Regions from separate parts of the Homo sapiens genome. Here region 1 is linked to region 2. A link is a contact called in ENCODE POLR2A ChIA-PET data. All regions are on one chromosome and are shown on one strand. Each heading gives the region's core, a stretch centred on a gene start or an enhancer-like site at or near the end of the contact. The rest is flanking DNA. Distances are from core to core; before and after follow the strand shown.

Evidence for each region. ChIA-PET counts read pairs that join two places held with the same protein, here RNA polymerase II (POLR2A).
Region 1: POLR2A ChIA-PET joins it to region 2 with 42 read pairs in PC-9. The contact joins the promoter of SBK3 here to the promoter of UBE2S in region 2. POLR2A ChIA-PET finds 5 or more read pairs at or near these places in 5 of 52 experiments (A549, AG04449, H1 and 2 more).

Annotation. Positions count from the first base shown.
Region 1 is chr19:55,544,138-55,548,838 of GRCh38, forward strand. SBK3 (SH3 domain binding kinase family member 3) reads right to left here and starts at 1,406. Exons shown (of 4, transcript NM_001199824.2): 1 at 1,362-1,406; 2 at 662-812; 3 at 1-165. The coding sequence starts at 1,406. RefSeq lists an enhancer at 808-1,644 and a silencer at 3,166-3,460.
Region 2 is chr19:55,405,395-55,409,847 of GRCh38, forward strand. It overlaps UBE2S (ubiquitin conjugating enzyme E2 S), which reads right to left and starts at 2,394. Exons shown (of 4, transcript NM_014501.3): 1 at 2,193-2,394; 2 at 1,421-1,568. The coding sequence starts at 2,195. It overlaps LOC105372462 (a long non-coding RNA gene), which reads left to right and starts at 2,751. Exons shown (of 3, transcript XR_936075.3): 1 at 2,751-4,453. RefSeq lists enhancers at 1,857-2,370, 2,727-3,021, 3,043-3,152 and silencers at 2,023-2,492, 2,503-2,562, 2,573-2,622.

The DNA.
Region 1 (4,701 bases), core at 156-2,655, 140 kb after region 2:
CGTACTCCTGGGCGAAGGCAAAATAGCGGGGGGTCTGTAGGGGTCCTGCCAGGGTCTGCAGCAGGCCTGGGTGTGCAGAGACGCAGCGGCCCACACAGAACTCCCTCAGGAAGGTGCTTCTCAGGACCAAATCCCGACGCAGGAGCTTCAGAGCCACAGCTGGACCTGCCAGGGAGATGGGTCGGAGGGACACTCAGGCGGCTCCAGTCCTGCTGTGGGGCCTGAGGGAAGCCGTGTAAACTCTCTGAGCCTCACACTTCTCATGGGCAGCACGGGCTCCCCTGTCTGTGAAGTGTGGGTGGGAGGAGACCTTCTTTGAAGACCCTCCCTGCTCTGCCTCGGACTGCGGCGTGGGCTTGCACAGCCGCCTCACCCTCTCCGGGCCTCAGTTTCCCCTGGCATCAAGTAAGAGACACGGTGGTGACTTGGGTTCCAACTTGAGTTGCATACCTGTCCTGCTGTGGGACCGTAGGCAGTCCCTCGCCCTCTCTGGGGTGGGGCCTGTGTTTCTCAGAAGATCCCAGAGCTCTTAACTTTCAGAGTACCCCCACTGAGAAGGGTCCCCATCAGCTCCTCCTGGGAATGCCCCCTGTCTGGGTGGCTTCCGAGAATGCTTATTGTGGGGCAGTTGGGGAGGCTGCCCTTGGGTGGCTGAACTCACCCCCCTGGTGAGGCTGGGCAAGGAGCACGCGGCCGTAGGAGCCGGAGCCCAGCTTCCGGATGAGGTGGTACTGGTCCCGAAGGCTCCTCACCGGGGTCACCCTGCTGGTCGTCAGCTCCACCAGCCGTTGGAGGGCTGTGGCTGTGTCCTCCTACGGGAGAGGGGCAGGGTGAGGAGGGGGCGCGTCTGGGGTCCACTGAGAGTGGTGGGGGAGGAGGTCACGGCGCAGCCCCAGGATGGAGGGTGGGGCAGGGGACAGGGGTCACTGTCCCCAGAGAGGAGGATGAGTCACAGTGACTCACCCGGACTCGGGCCACCTGTTTTTGTGTCCTGGAGAGGTTAGGGGTCACTGCCACAGAGGCCCCGCCTGCCCCTGTCTGTGGGAGCAGGCCAGGAGCCCCCAGCCCCGAGTGGGGGTGCATCCTCAGCCCACACAGTCCCCCTGCCCACCCTGGTCTCTCTCTCCACCGTCCTCTTCCCCTGTGCATCCCGCTGTGTGTTTCTGAGTCCAATTCTCTGGGGGCCTTGGTCTCGCTGTGTGTCCTTGGATCTCTGTCATCCTCTCTCCCTGGGTCTGGGTCTCTGAGGTCTTTGCGTTTCCCTGTTTTCTGTTTCTCTTCCTCTCTCTCCCCGTGTTGCCTCCTGCCTCTCTCTCCTTCTTTTCTCTCTCTGTCTTCCTCCCCTGGCTCCCGTCTCTCACCTCTGGGTCCCCATCCTCAGGGGTCTCGGAGGCCCTGCGCTCCATCTCAGGGCTTCCTGATGTGGGGTGGCCCTTGGGCGGGACCCCCCCGTCAGGGCTCCCCAGAAAGCAACCAGCCCCCTGCACCCCACAGGTTCTCGCTGCGCAGAGCCAAGGGATGGAAGCTCGTCTGCAAGGTCAGCCTCAGTCGCCCCTTGTCTGTCCGGCTCTGTCTAGCTGGAGGAGTGTCTCTGCCTCTCTGTGCCCTCCTGCCACCCTCTGGGTGTATTCCCTGCTGTGCTTCCCAGGTGATAGCCCTTACTCCCCACACCCTCTCTTCCCCTCTCTTTAGCCAACCCCAGTCTCTCCTTCCTTCTACAGGAACACCTTTCTGTCAGCCTCTCTCTTGCTCCGTCTATCCTCTCTCTTTGTGCGTCTTTGTCTCCTTCTCTCCCCGTCTCTCTCTCTCCACCCTCCCTGTCTCTGTCTCGCACTTGGGTCTCTGGGGTGGGACTCCCCCTCCCTGTCCCGTCTCTGTGGGTCGCCGGCCCCTCTCCCCTGTCCGCACACTGTCTCCACTCTTTCTCCACCAACTCTGGGGGTGTCTCCACGCTCTGCTCCCTGCCTGCTCCCCTCTCTCTGTCTGTCTGTTTCCCGTCTCTCCCGGCCCCTCTGGGCATCTCCGTCCGCTCTCCCCAGTGTCTCTGCGTCTCTCTCCTCCTCTTTGTTCCTGACTCTCTCTCAAAGCCTTTGTCCCTCCCTTTCTCTGGGCCTGGGACAGGGGTGTGTGTGACAGCTCAGAGACAGAGACATCCTGTCCCCCCACACCCCTCCCTCACCCCCTCTGACCGCTGCCCCCTCCCTCTCCCTTCCAAACTTAGACCAGCTTGGACTCTGGGCTCCAGTCCCAGGACAGACGGGACAAAACATATTGTGAACCCCCAACAAGGCCCAGGCCTGAGGGCAGAGGAAAGGGTGGGACAGACCCCTCCACACACCTGAGCTGGGATGACTGGCCCAGAGCTGAGCACCTCTGTCTTGCCCCAGAGGCCAGGAGCGCTGGTGTCCAGGGACCAGGGAACAGTTCCCAAAGCCCTCCTCCTTCACACCAGGAGTGCTGGCCCCAGCTCCTCCTCCCTCACACCCAGGAGTCCAGGTCCCCAGTTCCTCCATCCTCAGACCCAGGAGTCTAGGCCCCAAGCCCCACCTCCCTCAGACCCAAGAGTCCAGGCCTCCAGCTCCTCCTCCCTCAGATCCAGGAGTCTAGGCCCCCAGCCCCTCCTCCCTCAGACCCAGGAGTCCAGGACCCCAGCCCTTCCTCCCTCAGACCCAGGAGTCCAGGCCTCCAGCCCCTCCTCCCTCACACCCAGGAGTCCAGGTCCCCAGTTCCTCCATCCTCAGACCCAGGAGTCCAGGCCCCAGCCCCTCCTCCCTCAGACCCAGGAGTCCAGGTCTCCAGCACCTCCTCCCTCACACCCAGGAGTCCAGGTCCCCAGTTTCTCCACCCTCAGACCCAGGAGTCCAGACTCCAGCTCCTCCTCCCTCAGACCCAGGAGTCCAGGCCCCAGCCCCTCCTCCCTCAGACCCAGGAGTCCAGGCTCCCAGCCCCTTCTCCCTCAGACCCAGGAGTACAGACTCCCAGCCTCTCCTTCCTCAGACCCAGGTCCCCAGCCCCTCCTCCCTCAGACCCAGGAGTCCAGGCCCAGCCCCTCCTCCTGCAGGACTCAGGAGCTGAAGTAGCTGTGGGAAGCGCCAGGGACAGAGGTGCTCTCATGTTCTCAGCACCTGTTCCGCGCCTAGCCCTGTGCGGGGCTTTACACTGGATCCTCCCAGCTGCCCAAAGGGTCAGTATTTATCCCCAGTTTACGGAGCAGGAAACTGAGGTTCCGAGAAACGATCGTGTTACACAAGGTCAGAAGGGGAGCGGGCCCCGGGCCAGGCCTGTGTGACTCAGAGGCCTGCTGCCTGCCCCACTCGTGTTTCCACTACTACTACAGCCCTGCTATTAATAAAGACACAGCAACGGCAGCGACGCGTAGGCGCTGGAAGGATCTGCAGGAAACAGGCTGTGGCGCTGGCCTCTGGGGAGCTGGAAGGGACCCAAGGAGGGGCAGAGGTAGAACTTCCTTTGCTGTTCGGAGGTTAGATTGGGGAAAGTCGCAAACCTACAGAAAAGTAGAAAAAGTGCTGTCCGTGCCTGTAGTCCCAGCTACTGGGCAGGCTGAGGCAGGAGAATCGCTTGAACCCAGGGAGGCGGAGGTTGTGGTGAGCCGAGATCGCACCACTGCACTCCAGCCTGGGCAACAGAGCGGGACTCCGTCTCAAAAACAAACAACAAACAAACAAACAAATAATAACAACAAAACAAAAACAAACAAACAAAAAAGTGCTGTCATGAACACCCATTGGCTAAACTTCACAGATGTGGCCACTTGGCCATACTTTCTTGATCTTTATTTCTTTGTCGGCGGGGGCATACAAACTAGTTTCAAGTAAATGATAAATATTGAAGTCTTTTGGAAGTGGAAATGCTGAGCTGCCTGGTGTGTTTGCTTTAAAATCATCTGGCCGGCTGGGCGCGGTGACTCACGCCTCTAATCCCAGCACTTTGGGAGGCCGAGGCGGGCGGATCACCTGAGGTCGGGAGTTCGAGACTAGCCTGAACAACATGGAGAAACCCCGTCTCTACTAAAAATACAAAATTAGCTGGGCATGGTGGTGTATGCTTGTAATCCCAGCTACTTGGGAGGTTGAGGCAGGAGAATCACTTGAACCCGGGAGGCGGAGGTTGCGGTGAGCCAAGATGGCACGATTGCACTCCAGCCTGGGTAACAAGAGCAAAACTCTATCTCAAAAACAAACAAACAAAAAAGTCTGGCAAAAGAAAAGAAAATGTGTGTGTGTGTGTGTGTGTGTGTGTGTGTATGGGGGGGTGGTGGGTGGGTGGTGAGACAAGTGAGAGGGAAGGGACTCATTTTATTCCTCTGTTTCTGGTTATGCTGGAAATTTTCCTTCATGAAAAGCTACAAGTTATAAACTAAACTACAGGCATTGTGATGAATTGTGCCCAAACATTTGAGAGTACCTATCTGTAAAAGTAAGGAAAATTTCTAGCTCAGCTACAGTAAAATTGTCATAATGACTTTTTTAACAAAATTGAAGATGAGGCCAGGTGTGATGGCTCACGCTTGTAATCCCAGCACTTTGGGAGGCTGAGGCGGGCAAATTGCCTGAGGTCGGGAGTTCGAGACCAGCCTGGCCAACATGGTGAAACCCCATCTCTACTACAGATACAAAAATTACCCAGTCGTGGTGGCGTGTGTCTGTAATCCCAGCTACTCAAGAGGCTGAGGCAGAAGAA
Region 2 (4,453 bases), core at 1,144-3,643:
GCTACTTGGGAGGCTGAGGCAGGAGAACTGCTTGAACCCAGGAGGCAGAGGTTGCAGTGAGCAGAGATTGTGCTATTGCACTCCAGCCTAGGCGACAGAGCAAGACTCCGTTTAGAGAGAGAAAAAAAAAAGAGCAAGAATGGCTGGGTTCCTAGGGGGCCACAGGACCTCCCCCAAAACCTCAGAGATGATGCCCATCTTGCAGCCCCCACCTGTGTCACTATCAAGCTCGTCTGCACCCTCCTGGATCCCCCGTCTCAGCCCAACTGACCACTCCAGTCACAGGCCCTTCCCAGGTGGCAGGGACCCAAGTACGCACTTTCCTATAAGATGCCCATTTATATGCCTTTCAGATCAAGGATCCAACTGTCTGTTAATTCCACAGCCTCCCAACCCAGTGAACGCCTCTCCCACTCACCCACTTGCTTGGGTCAAAATACTGTCCCTCCCCTAGCCCATCAGCAGCCTGAGCACCGGCCTGCTAGGTCCTCCCCTGAATCTCATCCCATCTCCAAGGCTAGCTTCCTGGCTGGCCTCTGGGTTCTTCCCCCTGCCAGGCCGGCTCTCCTCACTACAGTCAATAGGAACTTTGGAGGGATTTGTCACACCCCTGCTTTAAACCTTCCACCAGCTTCCTCTACAAACTCCTTGAAGAGGCCTAGAAGCCCTAAAAGAGCTTGGCAGCTTCATCATCAACTTTCTTCATGTGTTTTTACCAAGCGCCCAGCTCCACCTGCCCAAGGGCCTTTCTGGAGCCTTCCTATTGTCATGATCCCGCGCCCTCTGCAGCAAGGCATGAAGGACCTCAACTGTCACCGCTGCCAGGTCTTTCCTGACCACCTACCACCATCACCACCGTGGACTAGACCATTCCTTCACAGGCTCTGCTCAAATCCTGACTTTGTAGGAATTCTGGTGATAACAGAAATGTAGCCTGCATGAAACAGTATTCTAAATCACTCCGCAAATCATGTGACCCGCAAATCATTCATGACCCGTCTCCCCACGATCTGCATCTGGCTTGTTTCCTCATCCCTGACACTCACAGCAGGATGGAGTTTGAGATCACCTGGCCCACCCTCCCAGGCCCTTGCTGACACCATTCCCACCACCTGGAGCTCTCTTCCCATTCCTACTTAATTCCTACCCACCCTCAGGTCCAGGGAAGCCATGTCTGAAAGCCTTGCTTCAAATCTAGAGTACCGTCCCATGATATACTAACTCAATGACCAGATATTTCTCAACCCTTGTGGGAAAAGAGTACATAATTGTCATTTGTGGCGTCCTGCCCTGTCCACCAATGCATCCCAACACCTGACACGAGGCCAGCCTGTAATGGGTACTTCCCGCTAGGGTGATCTAGAGCAGGGTGATGGAGGATCTAAGCAGCAGCCCCTTCTCTTTTTCCTTCCAAACTCACCAGGGCCCTCGATGGTGACCTGGAGGTCGGTGAGGTCCTCCTCGTTGGGAAAGACCTTGATGCCATCGGGTGGGTCTGCGGTCAGTGTCGTCACCTCCTTGTACACCAGGCGGATGATGTGCGGGGGTAGGTTCTCCACGTTGGAGTTCTGGGCACGGATGGGAGAGCAGGGTGAGCGAGTGTTAAGAGCTGGGCTTCCCGCAGGGCCTAAAGATGCTGAGACTGCCCAAGTCTTGACTCAGTGGCCCCAGGCTGTCAATCACCCTTGAACTCCCAGACCCTCACCCAGGATGCTTCAGGCCATCAGCCCAGGCAGAGTTTCCAACAGAAATGGGGGCGGGTTCACGGGGGGGCTTGCAGATAACTCCACCCACCCCAGAACCCCCCCCCCAAAGCCCGCTCCTAACCCTGCTTGGTCCCCAGTGGTTCCACGTAGGCCAGAGATCTACTCTCTCCCCCTTCTCCACTAATTTTTGGTTAGAGCATCCTTGAAACCCCGGCTCAGGTCTGGAGATGGCGGCGGGGCGTCCTTGCTCCTGGTAACACCCATGGGCGGGCCGCAAAGCGCCCGGAGCCCTCGCCGCCAGGGAGACTGCGGGCCGCCCGAGCTCCTGCTCCGCCTGCGGGAAGGCCCTCGGGCCCATCCCGGGTCAGGGACCCCCAGGCTGGCCCTCAAACCCCTCAAGGCCGCCCGTCGGAGGCCCCTGAGACTCCACCTCCTCCCTCAGGGACACCCCCGACCACCTTCATGGGCCTCATCGCCCGTGCTCACCATGGCTGCGGCCGGCCGGGGGCGGGTCCCCCCGGCCCCCTTCCTGCGTTCTTCGGTCCGCCGGCCGGGGCGGGGGGCCCAACTGCTGCCGCTGCGGCCCTGGAGAGGCCCCGGCGGCCCCGCTCCGCTCCCCGCTGCCTCCGACGTCCGCCGCGCACAGCGTAGACCAACCCGCCGCCCCGGTGCCCGGCAGCACTGAGCCGGCCGCGCGCGCACCACTGCCTCTTTATAACCGCCCGCAGGCCACGCCCTCCGCGGCCCCTCAGCTCCGAGCCTCAACCGTGACGTCAGCGCGCACGTTCCTTGGTTTTCGACGCGCTCGCTCCCTTCCCCGCAAACTATGGTCAGAAGCGAGGGAAGTGGCGGAGAGGGCTGGGTAGCGGGCCGGCCAATGGGGGCCCGCGGGGGTCGGGAGGGTTCTCAAAGAACGGAGGGGCTGAAAAGGGGAAGAAGAGAGGAAGGGGGACGGGGAAGGCGACGCGGCCGCTGATTGGACCGTTTGAATGAGACGCCGCCACGGCCCGGCATACGCGCGGGCGCGCCCTGACGCTGAGGAAGTCGCGCACGCGACTAACGGTCTTCCTGGGGGCCGGAGCGTGGCGAGGGGAGGCGGGACTCGGGGTTTTAAACGCGTGATGGAAGGCGCTCGGGCCAATAGGGATGCGCTTTAGTGACTGGTGGGTCACGAGACTCGCATGGGCCAATGACTGATAGAGACCGGTCAGAGGGCGACCCAGTTTCGTGCAGATCAAACCGCTGCCAGCCAACGAAATCCGTTGATTTTTGTATATGCAAATGAAGTGTGCGCTGCCGCCCGCGCCCCCTCCTTTGAGCCGTGGTGGAGGTGGGCGCTGGAACTCCGACTACATTTTTCTATGAGGCGCCATTTTGTGCTGGAAATGCTCTTGGACCCACGTCCTGTATTGCTAAGGCTCAAAGATCAGTCAGAATGACCTTGAAGGCTTGGACAGCCTTGCACTCCGTGTGTGACCCCCACTCCTGCCAGGCTTCATCGAAGACGCCAGCCTCAGTTTCCTTATGTGACAAATGGGCACTGGGATCCGTTGTATTGCCAGGGAAAGAAGTCAGAGAGTGCCAAGACGGTTATTCACGGCATGGTTATGCCTATGACTGACCCATGGCCTCCAGCCACACCCGCCTTCTCTGGGACTCAGTTTCCCTCTCTAGGAAATGGACACATAGCTGCCTGGAAAAGGGACCATCTCCAGCCCTCAGTGTCAGTAAAAACGTCAGGCAATTGCTTGAGAACGGTGGCCAGAGCTCCCTGAGCAGGCCTTTTGGAGGGGCTTAGAGAGGAGGAGGGAATGCTGAAGTTGGCCTTCCTTTGCTCATCTGTGCAGTGCGGTCGCAGTGCCCTCTCGGTGTCTCTGCCAGTCTGTGCGTCCACAGCTCTTCTTAGTTTCTTGGCCTTTTTCAGCCATGGATGAGAGCATTAACATCTGGGCCTAATTTGGCCACAGGTACCTGAAAAGACCCCTGGCTACCAGCTTCCCCTCATGGGGCCTCAGCTTCTGAAGAAGGAATAAGGAAGGTGTGAAAGAAATCTACATGGCCAAGGCCAGGCGTGGTAGCTCACGCCTGTAATCCCAGCACTTTGGGAGGCTGAAGCTGGCAGATCACCTGAGGTCAGGAGTTTGAGACCAGCCTGGCCAACATGGTGAAACCCCATCTGTACTAAAAATACAAAAATTAGCCAGGTGTGTTGATGCAGCCCTGTAATCCCAGCTACTCGTGAGGCTGAGATGGGAGAATCGGTTAAAGCCGGGATGTGGAGGTTGCAGTGAACTGAGATCTCGCCACTGCACCCCAGCCTGGGCAACAGAGCAAGACCCTGTCTCAAAAAACAAAAAAGCAAAAAAAAAAAAAAAACCAAAAAACAAAACCTACATGGTCGGGTACAGTGACTACGCCCATAATCCCAGCACTTTGGGAGGCCAAGGTAGGTCGATCACTTGAGCCCAGGAGTTCAAGACCAGCCTGGGCAACATAGTGAGAGACCCCCACCAATATGTACAAAACAAACAAACCCAAAACAACTGAAGAAACAGCTACAGCATAAAAAGTCATCATCATAACTAGTTTGTGGAGAAATGGCTTCAGGTGATCCCTTCCTGCTCCCTCACCCCAGGTCCAATCTATACCAGTTCCTGTTGACGTCATCTACTGAATCTCATCACGTCCCCCCATCCGCTATGCCACCAGTCCTGCTTAGAGTCAACGTCATCCCATTTTGCCGATAA